Regions from separate parts of the Homo sapiens genome. Here region 2 is linked to region 1. Evidence: chromatin contacts called from ENCODE Hi-C data. All regions are on one chromosome and are shown on one strand. Each heading gives the region's core, a stretch centred on a gene start or an enhancer-like site at or near the end of the contact. The rest is flanking DNA. Distances are from core to core; before and after follow the strand shown.

The links. A loop is a pair of places that touch in the nucleus more often than their neighbours do. Pooled maps may share reads with other maps.
Region 2: a loop to region 1 is called in a map of PC-3, with 7 times the contacts of the local background. The contact joins two enhancer-like sites. A Hi-C loop is called at or near these places in 4 of 168 maps with a recorded cell type or tissue (CD14-positive monocyte, PC-3, heart left ventricle and 1 more) and 1 of 50 pooled maps.

The regions. Positions count from the first base shown.
Region 1 is chr3:12,369,937-12,374,986 of GRCh38, forward strand. The region is part of intron 2 of PPARG (peroxisome proliferator activated receptor gamma); the gene reads left to right. Among named protein-coding and RNA genes, the nearest start is that of PPARG, 83 kb to the left of the region's middle. Within about 2 kb of position 1,813, at least 5 of the 41 ENCODE cell types and tissues checked have a DNase peak (open chromatin) inside an H3K27ac peak, as active enhancers do; they include PC-3, where a contact is called at or near this core.
Region 2 is chr3:12,443,574-12,448,198 of GRCh38, forward strand. No RefSeq gene overlaps it. Among named protein-coding and RNA genes, the nearest start is that of TSEN2, 39 kb to the right of the region's middle. RefSeq lists an enhancer at 980-2,179. Within about 2 kb of position 1,583, at least 8 of the 41 ENCODE cell types and tissues checked have a DNase peak (open chromatin) inside an H3K27ac peak, as active enhancers do; they include PC-3, where a contact is called at or near this core.

The DNA.
Region 1 (5,050 bases), core at 563-3,062:
TGGCCTTCTTCCTCCTGCATTTTCTCTAGGCTGCTCTGTATCTGTAGCCTGGGACTACCTTCCACCTCTCTCCTGTCTTTCAGATCCTTTGTTTCCTGGTCCCATCTTTTCTCTTCTTGGTTCTGGTGGAGAACTCTGGGAAAGAGTACGTGGGAGGTAACTTTTCTGGATGCCTTATCATTCTGAAAATGTCTTTACTCTCATACTTGATGGACGATTTGGATGAGTCTAAAATTCTAGGTTGGAAATTTTTTTTTCTCTTGAATTTTGGCAACATTGTTCTATTGATTTTCTAGCTTCCAGTGTTACTGTTGAGAAGTTCAGTGTCATTCTGATTCCTGATCCTTTCTATGGTACTTTTTTTTTTTCCTGTCAGGAAGTACTTATGATCATCTCTATAGAAGGGGTATTAATCTTGACAGTGTTCCTTTCTGTGTGGTTTAAGAAATCCTTTCTCTCTTGGGTTTTGTTACTGTTTTATAAATCCTTGATCTTAGTCATTCTAAGGTTAAAGAAAAACTGAGGAACAACTCAGGAATACGTTTCAAGTACATGTGATAAAAGGCAAATATGCAGAGGATGATAACTATATGTTTAAAAAATGGGAAAAAAGAGATAGTCGCAAACTTCAACATAGGTTAGATCATCATTTCTCAAACCATATTCCATCACATATTAAGCTCCTCAAATATTGCACACTGTGCTTTTTTCTCTCTTTTGTGTATTCTCGTGAACATTAGCCTGTTAGTTTAAGAAGTCTCACAGTAAACCTATTTAACCTTGCTTAACCTAGCATTGCCTAAATTTACTTGATCACCAGATTTTTTTTGTTTTGTTTTTAATTATTTTTAAAGGAACATTATTAACATATGTATAACACAGTTGGGGAAATGCCAGATAAGACATAGACTTTCCTGGCTGCTAAAGAGCAATTAAGCATTGGAATGAGTAACCAAGAGGAGCTGTGGACTCTCCTTTTCCAGAGGCCTTTAAAACAGGACATCTGTTTTAGGCGTAGTCCTGTTTAAACAATAGGGCTTTGCTGGCGGTTCTTCCTCTTCCTGTCCCCTAGTGGTAGTGTTGGAGGCTTTTAGCCCACCTTTTATATGACTGTAGTACTCTGGTGACTAATGTGTACACAAATTACTGTTATACTATTAATATTAATTATATTTATTGAGAACTTATTAAGTATCCAGCCCTATGGTAAGTGCTCTACATACATTATCTAATTTAATCCTCACAACAACTCTAGGAGGGAGACAATATTAATATTCTACAGATGGAGATTAGATATGAAGAGATACGAACTTCCAGCAATAGGGTTGGATTGGAACCTCGGGCATCTGACATGGAGCTGTGCCCATCCTTCTTCACCGTTAATGTTCAAAACAGCAAACGGCACAAAGCAAGCAAACAACATTTGTATATCTGTACTTACTATGTAAAAACAAACCAAGATAATGCTTACTTTATTAGACTATTCAAGACTATTCCCTACGCCTTTTGATTAATTCAGAGTTCATGACTTTTGTTAGAAACAAATTCTGTTACAGATTTAGTTCTTCGCATTTTATTCTGTGATAATTTGCCATCCAGGAAATGGTTCCTTACATGAGACTTTTTCCCTCATAAATTTGATGACATTCATATACATTCACTAAAGACCCCCAAAAAATAAATCTGGATCTGTGAAAAGTGGCAAAGGTTAAAAGTCCCATTTTCAGCATATTTACATGTAGTAACAACTTGATAACACAGCGCTGAGAATGCCAGGCTCAGAGGAGCCAAGCTGGGCTCCCGTCCAGTCAGCCTCTAGCTCACCAGGAAACCCTGAGCAGGTCACTTTGCCTCATTTTCTTTATCTGTCAAATGAGAACTCAGATGATCTCAAAACAGCCTTTTCTGCTGTAGTGTTTCAGGATGATTCTTGTCTCTGGATGTCGCTGTCATGATGGGAGAGGAATTAGTAAATTCCCAGGTCAGTTTACACTGCAGAGTGATCTTGATCTGCATGAATCAGTAAGGATGGGCTGGATAAACAAGTTGGAACCACAGTTATGAGTACCATGACATTAACTGAAACAAATGAGAAGGGATTGAAAAATCGGCGGTTAAGTGTCTTTTAAGGTCATTTCCAACAAAACTACAAAGGACCTATGAAAGGCTTTTCAGGCACGTACTCTTGTTGCCTAGCTGAACACATTTCTCCAATAAAGCTTTCATTTGAGAGTTACTCTTCATAGTACATCCCCTGCCCCCCTGCCTGCCTGGCACATTATAGGTATTCATGAAGATTTGTTGGAACTGTTAAATAATTGTTTAATATAGAACTGGAAGATCAGGAAGAAATAATGTTTTTCTAACCAGTATCCAGTGTAAAGTCACAAGTGTGGGCTATGGAGCTTCAGACCATCTGGATTCAATGCCAGTTCTACTGCTTAGTTACTGCGTACTTTTAGGCAAGTTACTTACTTCCAGGTCCATGCCTCAGTTTTCCCATCTTTAAAGTAAATTATAAATGCACCTACTTCCTCGGGCTGGTTGTGAGGATTAAATGACACAATCCGGGCACAATATTTGGCGTAGTACTTTGCACAGATTTAGTGTCCTGTTAGTATTAGCTAATGTAAATATGAAGAAGATGTAACATTTTACCAGCTATTCTAATCATAGCTTTTCTTTTCTTTTCGTAAGGGACAACATAAAACCCCAAAGGTAAAGCATATATTTCTGGTGTTCAATTTTACAATTTAGCATCTTTTCCAACCCACTTCCATACTCCCAAATAATAATGCCTATCAGATTAAAGAAGTTACTTTATTTTTGCATGAAATTGGTTGTATTTTTGTTGCACTACTTCATCCTTTGAGTATTGTGAAAAGTCTGCGCATTGACTATAATAGCATTTAAAGCCAAGTTTGAAGGTCTAAGATAATGGCACACATCCATGTCCTTTGCTCACAAGTTCTGCCTAAAGACTTTAGCCTGCTTGAAACACTCTAAAGGTTGTGAAATTAATGGATATACCACTGATGCAACACAACTCAGTGTCACCAGCTAGGGAGTTAAGACATGTTCTTGTTACTGAGAAGGGCTGTTGTTCATGCAAATATTTTGTTCATTTGTTCTTTCATGGGTAATTGCACGGAGTAACAAAAAACACCTCCTCAACTTACAGCTTGGCAGAAACAGTAGCTTATGTTTTCTAGAGACAAAATTAGAAGCAGGCTTTCTGGACCCATCTCTAAGTCAAAATAAAATAAAATGTCTAGGGAACCACTGTGCCTCCCAGTAACTATGGTCCATGGAATAATATTGTTTAGGTCAAGGTGTCCCAGAGTAAAAGGGAAGGGAGAAGGGCAGGGGGGAAGGGGAAAAGTGTGTTTGGGCAATGTTTTCATAGAGATGAAGAGGCAAGCTGTTTTTCTTTCTTACTTTGTCCTTTCAACTTAGAAAAATAAGAAAACCATCTAGGACCACAACCTTCCTCTTGTAATCAGCAAAAGAGAAAAAACTGAATATACATCGTTAAGGGGAATGGTTATGGCTTAAGTTGTATTTTATTGATAATGTTGAAGATTAACATTTTTTGGAGAGAACTTAAGTCTTAACAAAACTAAACTATTGAGAAAGTATTGTTATTTTTCCATCTTTAGTAGCAAAATGAAAATTTACTCTACTCTTCTGCATAAAATATGATCATCAATTGGCAAGAATTTGGTTAAAAAAAAAAACTGTGCATAGAATATGCACATGGGAAGATAGAATAATAAGATGCTGTCCTTTTACTCCAGACTGGAAGTCTAATGGTGGAGATAGTTATCCAGATAATTATATCTGAGTTAAAGGAGGAGGTACAAAGTGCTGTGGGAACACAGAGAATGGAGTGTTTTTAAGTTGGAGGATTCATAGATGGTTTTACAGAGAAAGTAGCATTTGGACTGGGTTTTGAAAGACAAACAGGCTTGTGGCATGAAGAGGTGAGGAGTAGGAAGAAGATACAGCAGCCTCAGTAACCTGTATGACTAAAAGAGGCAGGGCATGTTTAACCTGGGCAGATAGTATGATATGCCCAGCCACCAGATATGCCAAGAATGGGAGCGAGGTCTGGGATAACCAGTGGAAATAAGACTGAAAAAGTAAGTTAGGGCTGAGACATAGAGGGCCTTGAATGCCAAGCTAAAAGGCCAGTGTTTCTCCTGCTTTTCCACCAGTATGCCCTTACTAGTAGAGGACAGCAAAACCATACCATTCTTGGGTGGAGGAAGGGAGGAATGAATAGGTGGAGTATGGGGTATGTTTGGGGCAGTGAAACTATTCTGTGTGATCCTCTAATGAATGCATGATATTATGTCTTTGTCAAAACCCATAGAACTTGGCTGGGCATGGTGGCTCACACCCGTAATCCCAGCACTTTGGGAGGCAGAGGCAGGTAGATCCATTGAGGTCAGGAGTTCAAGACCAGCCTGGCCAACATAGTGAAACCCCTTCTCTACTAAAAATACAAAAATTAGCAGGGCATGGTGGCACACGCCTGTAATCCCAGCTACTCAGGAGGCTGGGGCAGGAGAATCATATGAACCTGGGAGGTGGAGGTTGCAGTGAGCCAAGATCGTGCCACTGCATTCCAGCCTGGGTGACAGAGCGAGACTCCACCAAAAACAAAAACAAAACAAAACAAAAATGTAGAACTATGCAACAGAAAGAGCAAACCTTGATGTAAATCATGGACTTTAGGTGGTAATAATGTGTCAATATTGGTTCATCAGTTATAGCAGGTATACTACACTGTGCAAGGTGTTAGTAATAGGGGAAAACCATGCTTTGTAGAGAGGGGACAGGAGGCTGGGGAAGGGCTATTTTAAGAGCTCTGTACTTTCTGCTCAATTTTTATGTAACCCTAAAACTGCTCTCACAAAAGTAAAGGCTACTATGAAAAGCAAAACAAAACGAAAACAGAAAACAGCATCCTTTTAGCCATGAGATGTACTACAAGTACAGAGTTTTCTAGGAATTTCATATAATATTTTTAAAAATTACATGAACT
Region 2 (4,625 bases), core at 333-2,832, 73 kb after region 1:
AGCCTTGGAAGGTTTTAAGCAGGGAAGTTGCAAATCAGATATTCCCTCTGGTGATCCCTTCATCAGCCGAGGAGATAGGACTTGACTGGAGGGTGGGAGACCACGAGGAGGCTGTGACCATCATACAGATAAGAGGTGGCAGTGGCATGGTGAGGGAATGGCACTGGCATTGGGGTCGGAAGGAGTAGACAGATTTGGGAAACAGTCCAGGATCTACTTAACATGGAGGTGAGGGAGGGGGAACTCTCAAGGTGATACTCAGGTGACATGGATTGTGGGACAGGGACATGCTCTTTATTGGACTAGGGGGCTTGTTGGAGAGAACATTCATAAGTTCTGCTTCAGAAATCCTGAGGGTGAGGTATCTGTGGGGCACCCAGGCGGGGGTGTCTCGTTGGCTGTTTGATCTATGGGTGTCTGGAGCTTAGAGGTGCAGGCAGGCTGGGGAAGAAGGTGACCAGGGTTACAGAACAGCCACAGTAAAGGAGGCCAACATGTGTTCCTGCTGGAGCTCCCTGTAGGACCGTAGGTCAATCATCTTGCCCCGCAAACCCCATTTTCCCACTGGGCTCAGGAGGTCTGAATGTCTGCGTTGTCTTTGTATCCACTGGCTCCCTAAAGATGTACAGAGCGCCTTCTGCATGCCGGGGGCTGCTGGAGAAATGGGATTCCCATTTAACTGCCCGTCATCTCATTTCTCCAGCACAGTGACCATCTGAGAGAAATAGTATTGTTCCATTTCACAGGTGGGTAAACTGAGGCCATTAAGTGACAGAACTGGGAGTTCTTCTAAATTCAAATACGGTGACTGTCCTTCAAATTGGCAGAACCAAAGACCTCTGGGAATTGAAGGTTAGGGGCCTCCATAAATGGGCCTCCCCCTCCCCTGTGGCTGTTTATGCTGCCCCAGAGTGGGTATTTCTTCTACTCTGTCTCCACACACAGACGCGCACACCGTCCAAGAGGCATGCCTTGCTGACTCCTTCACAGGACTTTATTCTCTCCGGTAACTCAAAGGAAAGGTTCCCTGAGTGCCTATCTCGCCTCTGGGAGAGAGAGTTTTATTATCAGGGCAGCAGTGGCCCAGACGGCAGGGCCCCACAGGGCAGAGTCCTTTCACTCTTCAGATTCCTTCTCCCCGGGCTGCTGCCACCGCCCCCTCCTGCCCTGATCTGCATCCCTGGACCCCAGCCAGCGCCAAAACAGCGCTGAAAGTCAGCCCCGGCTCAGAAGCCCTGCCCGTTCTTCCTTCCCACCCCCATGTTTTCAAGCATGAAGCCTTGGGGCCTCCGTTTTCGCATCAATCAGATGGAGGTGATCCTTATTTCTACAGACCTAACAGGGCCATATGGAGGATTAGATGAGATAATGGAAGGAGAAAGTGCTTCGCAAACACCACAGACTAGCACTCCTGGGGCCGCCGTGTTATTAGTACTGTTACCTGACCTGGTGTCTCTGTACCCGCGGCTCCTGAGTCAGTCCTCAGGGCAGGTACAATTCCAGCTCCAAGGGAATGAGGTTTTCTCCCTGGAGCTATTGGAGGTCCCCCAGCAAACTTTCTGCCTGGTTTTTACAAGCTTTGTGAGAGGGTTTGTGCTGTGACTAACACCCGATCCTCTGACTCCCTTGGTCACCACTACCTGCTGGGCAGGAAGTCAGCAGGACTCGACCCCCCTTAATCACTGCCACCTTCCCATGACCCGCCTCAATCACGTCTCTTTACAGTTGGGCAGAGCCGGCTGGGCCTCCTCAAACTTCCATATCTGCACCGGGAGATCACTGATAGGGCTAATGGCATTTGCTTGCCTCCACACCCTGGGCCCAGTGCTCCAGGAGTCACGCAATCCCACAGGCCCAGGGCGGAAACTGTTCCCACAGCAGCAAGGCCCTCCGGCCTGGGGAGCCTCCCCGCCCCATAAAATATATGAAAAGAGCCTTTCTTCATGGCCACCTGGCCAGCCAGCCTCAAAGCCACAGGAAGTCCCCTCTCCTCCCCATCACTGCCCACCTCCATCCCTCCTGCCCTCACCCTACCACCCACCTCTGTGCACTCTCTCTCTCTCTCGCTGTCTCTCTCTCTCTGCGTTTGGGCTCCCAGGGATCTCCAGACCCCTAATTTCTCCTGCCAGGCATGAAAACTTTGCTAATTTGACAGCCCTCCATTGAATCACATATTCAGTCATTTGTTCATTCATTTGTTCAGTACTCACCAGGTGTCACCTCTGAGACAGGCCCTATTGTTGAATGCTGGGGACATAAAGATGAGTGAGACAATCCCTGACATCCAGCAGTGTGTGGGTTGGGATTGGGATGGAGAAACTGGAGGTAGGGACCACTGACGAGGCTGCTGCAGCAGCTCCAATGCAGGAGGCTGGCCCGTGTCCCTCGGCCTTACCACCTGGGTGCACACTGGCCCGACTTCTGGCCGCCAGCCCCTGTGGTTCCTTGCCTGAGCCCTTTCTAGCCACAGAAGTGTGCTTTGCTGTTCCATGCAGTCGACTAGATTTGCCAGGGTCTCAGTGCTCCCCAGGAGTGCTCTTGACTGAGGACTGATGATTAATTTAGTTGGGGCATATAGACCCCTGCTCCCTCACATCTCAGGTAGGATATCTGTTCTGCACTGACTCCCAGAGTTTCCCCAGTGGGATTCAGAGCCACTCTCCCACAGTGCCAACCTGCCTGAAAACAACTTTTCTGGCTGCCTTCTCTTCCAGGTCTCATTTCCTCACTCACTGCCTTACCCGTATTCTCTTATCTTCCAAATAAACTACTTGCACTCAAATCCTTTCTCAGGGTCTGCTTGTTGGAGGAGGCCAAACTAAGTAGACAGCAGGTTAGCAATAGAGGTGGCTGGAGTTAGGACAGCGGCAGTCACCCACTTATACAGATAGCGAGAACACGCTTGAGCACCTACTGTATACCCAGATCCTGAATGCTGAGGACACTGGGGTGAATCTGTCATGGGCCCTGCCTTTAAGAAACACACTGGGGCCAGGTGCAGTGGCTCACACCCGTAATCCCAGCACTTTGGGAGTCAGAAGTTCGAGACCAGCCTGGCCAACATGCCGAAACCCTGTCTCTACTAAAAAAAAAAAAAATACAAAAATTAGCCAGGTGTGGTGGCATGCACCTGTAATTCCAGCTACCCAGGAGGCTGAGGCACAAGAATCACTTGAACCTGGGGAGACGGAGGTTGCAGTAAACCAAGATCGCGCCACTGCACTTCAGCCTGGGTGATGGAGTGAGACTCTATCTCAAAAAAGAAAGAGAGAAAGAGAGAGAGAGAGAGAGGGAGGGAGGGAGGAAGGAAGGGAAGGAGAGAGGGGGGAAGAAATGCACTGGGCTGAGCACGGCGGCTCATGCCTGTAATCCCAGCACTTTGGATGGCCCAGGTGGGTGGATCACTTGAGCCCAAAAATTTGAGACCAGCCTGGGCAACATGGCAAAACCTCGTGTCTACAAAAAATACAAAAATTAGCTGGGCATGTTGGCTCACACCTGTAGTCCCAGCTACCTGGGAGGCTGAGGTGGGGGCATCACTTGAGCCCAGGAAGTCAAGGCTACAGTGAGCCGTGATCACACGACTGCATTCCTGCCTGGGTGACAGAGTGAGTCCCTATAAAAAAAAAAAAGAAAGAAAGAAAAGGGAAGGAAGGAGAAAGAAAGAGAGAGAAAGAAAAAGAGAGAAGAGAAAGAAAGAAAAAGAAAAGAAAAGAGAAAAGAAAAGAAAAAAGAAAGGGAAAAGAAAGAAATGCACTGTCTAGTGAGTGAGGCAGACAAGTAAACCAACAGTTACCAGCAGAGATATGGGCGATAACGGAACTTAGTATGGGATGCTATGGGCACACAATGGAGAGCCCCTAACTCAGCCTGGAGGATGGAGGAGGCAACAACTAAGCTGTGTCTTTTTTTTTATTTTTTTTGCTTGAGACAGAGTCTCGCTCTGTCACCCAGGCTGGAGTGCAGTGGCGAGATCTCGGCTCACTTCAATCTCTGCCTCCCGGGTTCAAGCGATTCTCCTGCCTCAGCCTCCTGAGTAGCTGGGATTACAGACAGGCACCACCAAGCCAGGTGTATTTTTGTGTTTTTAGTAGAGACAGGGCTTCACCATATTGGCCAGGCTGGTCTCAAACTCCTGACCTCAGGTGAAGTGCCCAGCTCAGCCTCCCAAAGTGCTGGGATTACAGGCGTGAGCCACCGCACCCAGCCTAAGCTGTGTCTTAAATGTTCAGTAGGAGCTGCTCAAGCGGAGAAAGTGAGTAAGGGTGCTTCAGGTAAAGGAACAGTATAGGTAAAGGCACAGAAGTATAACCAAGCACAGCCCAGTTCCAGAAACACTAAGCTGTCCACTGGGGATGGGACATTGGGCATATATGAAAGAATAGTGGGAAATGAGCCAGATTCCAGATCCTAAAAGGGCTCTTGGACATTACATTTTTTAAAGGGGAATCTGAATACATCAATGTTTAACCCGAAGACATGAAACTCTAGCCAGGTATGGTGACACACCCCTGTAGTCCCAGCTACCCAGGAGGTTGAGGCCAGAGGATCATTTGAGGCCAGCAGTTGGAGGCTGTGGTGAGCCATGGTTGCACCTGTGAATAGCCACTGCACTCAGCCTGGGC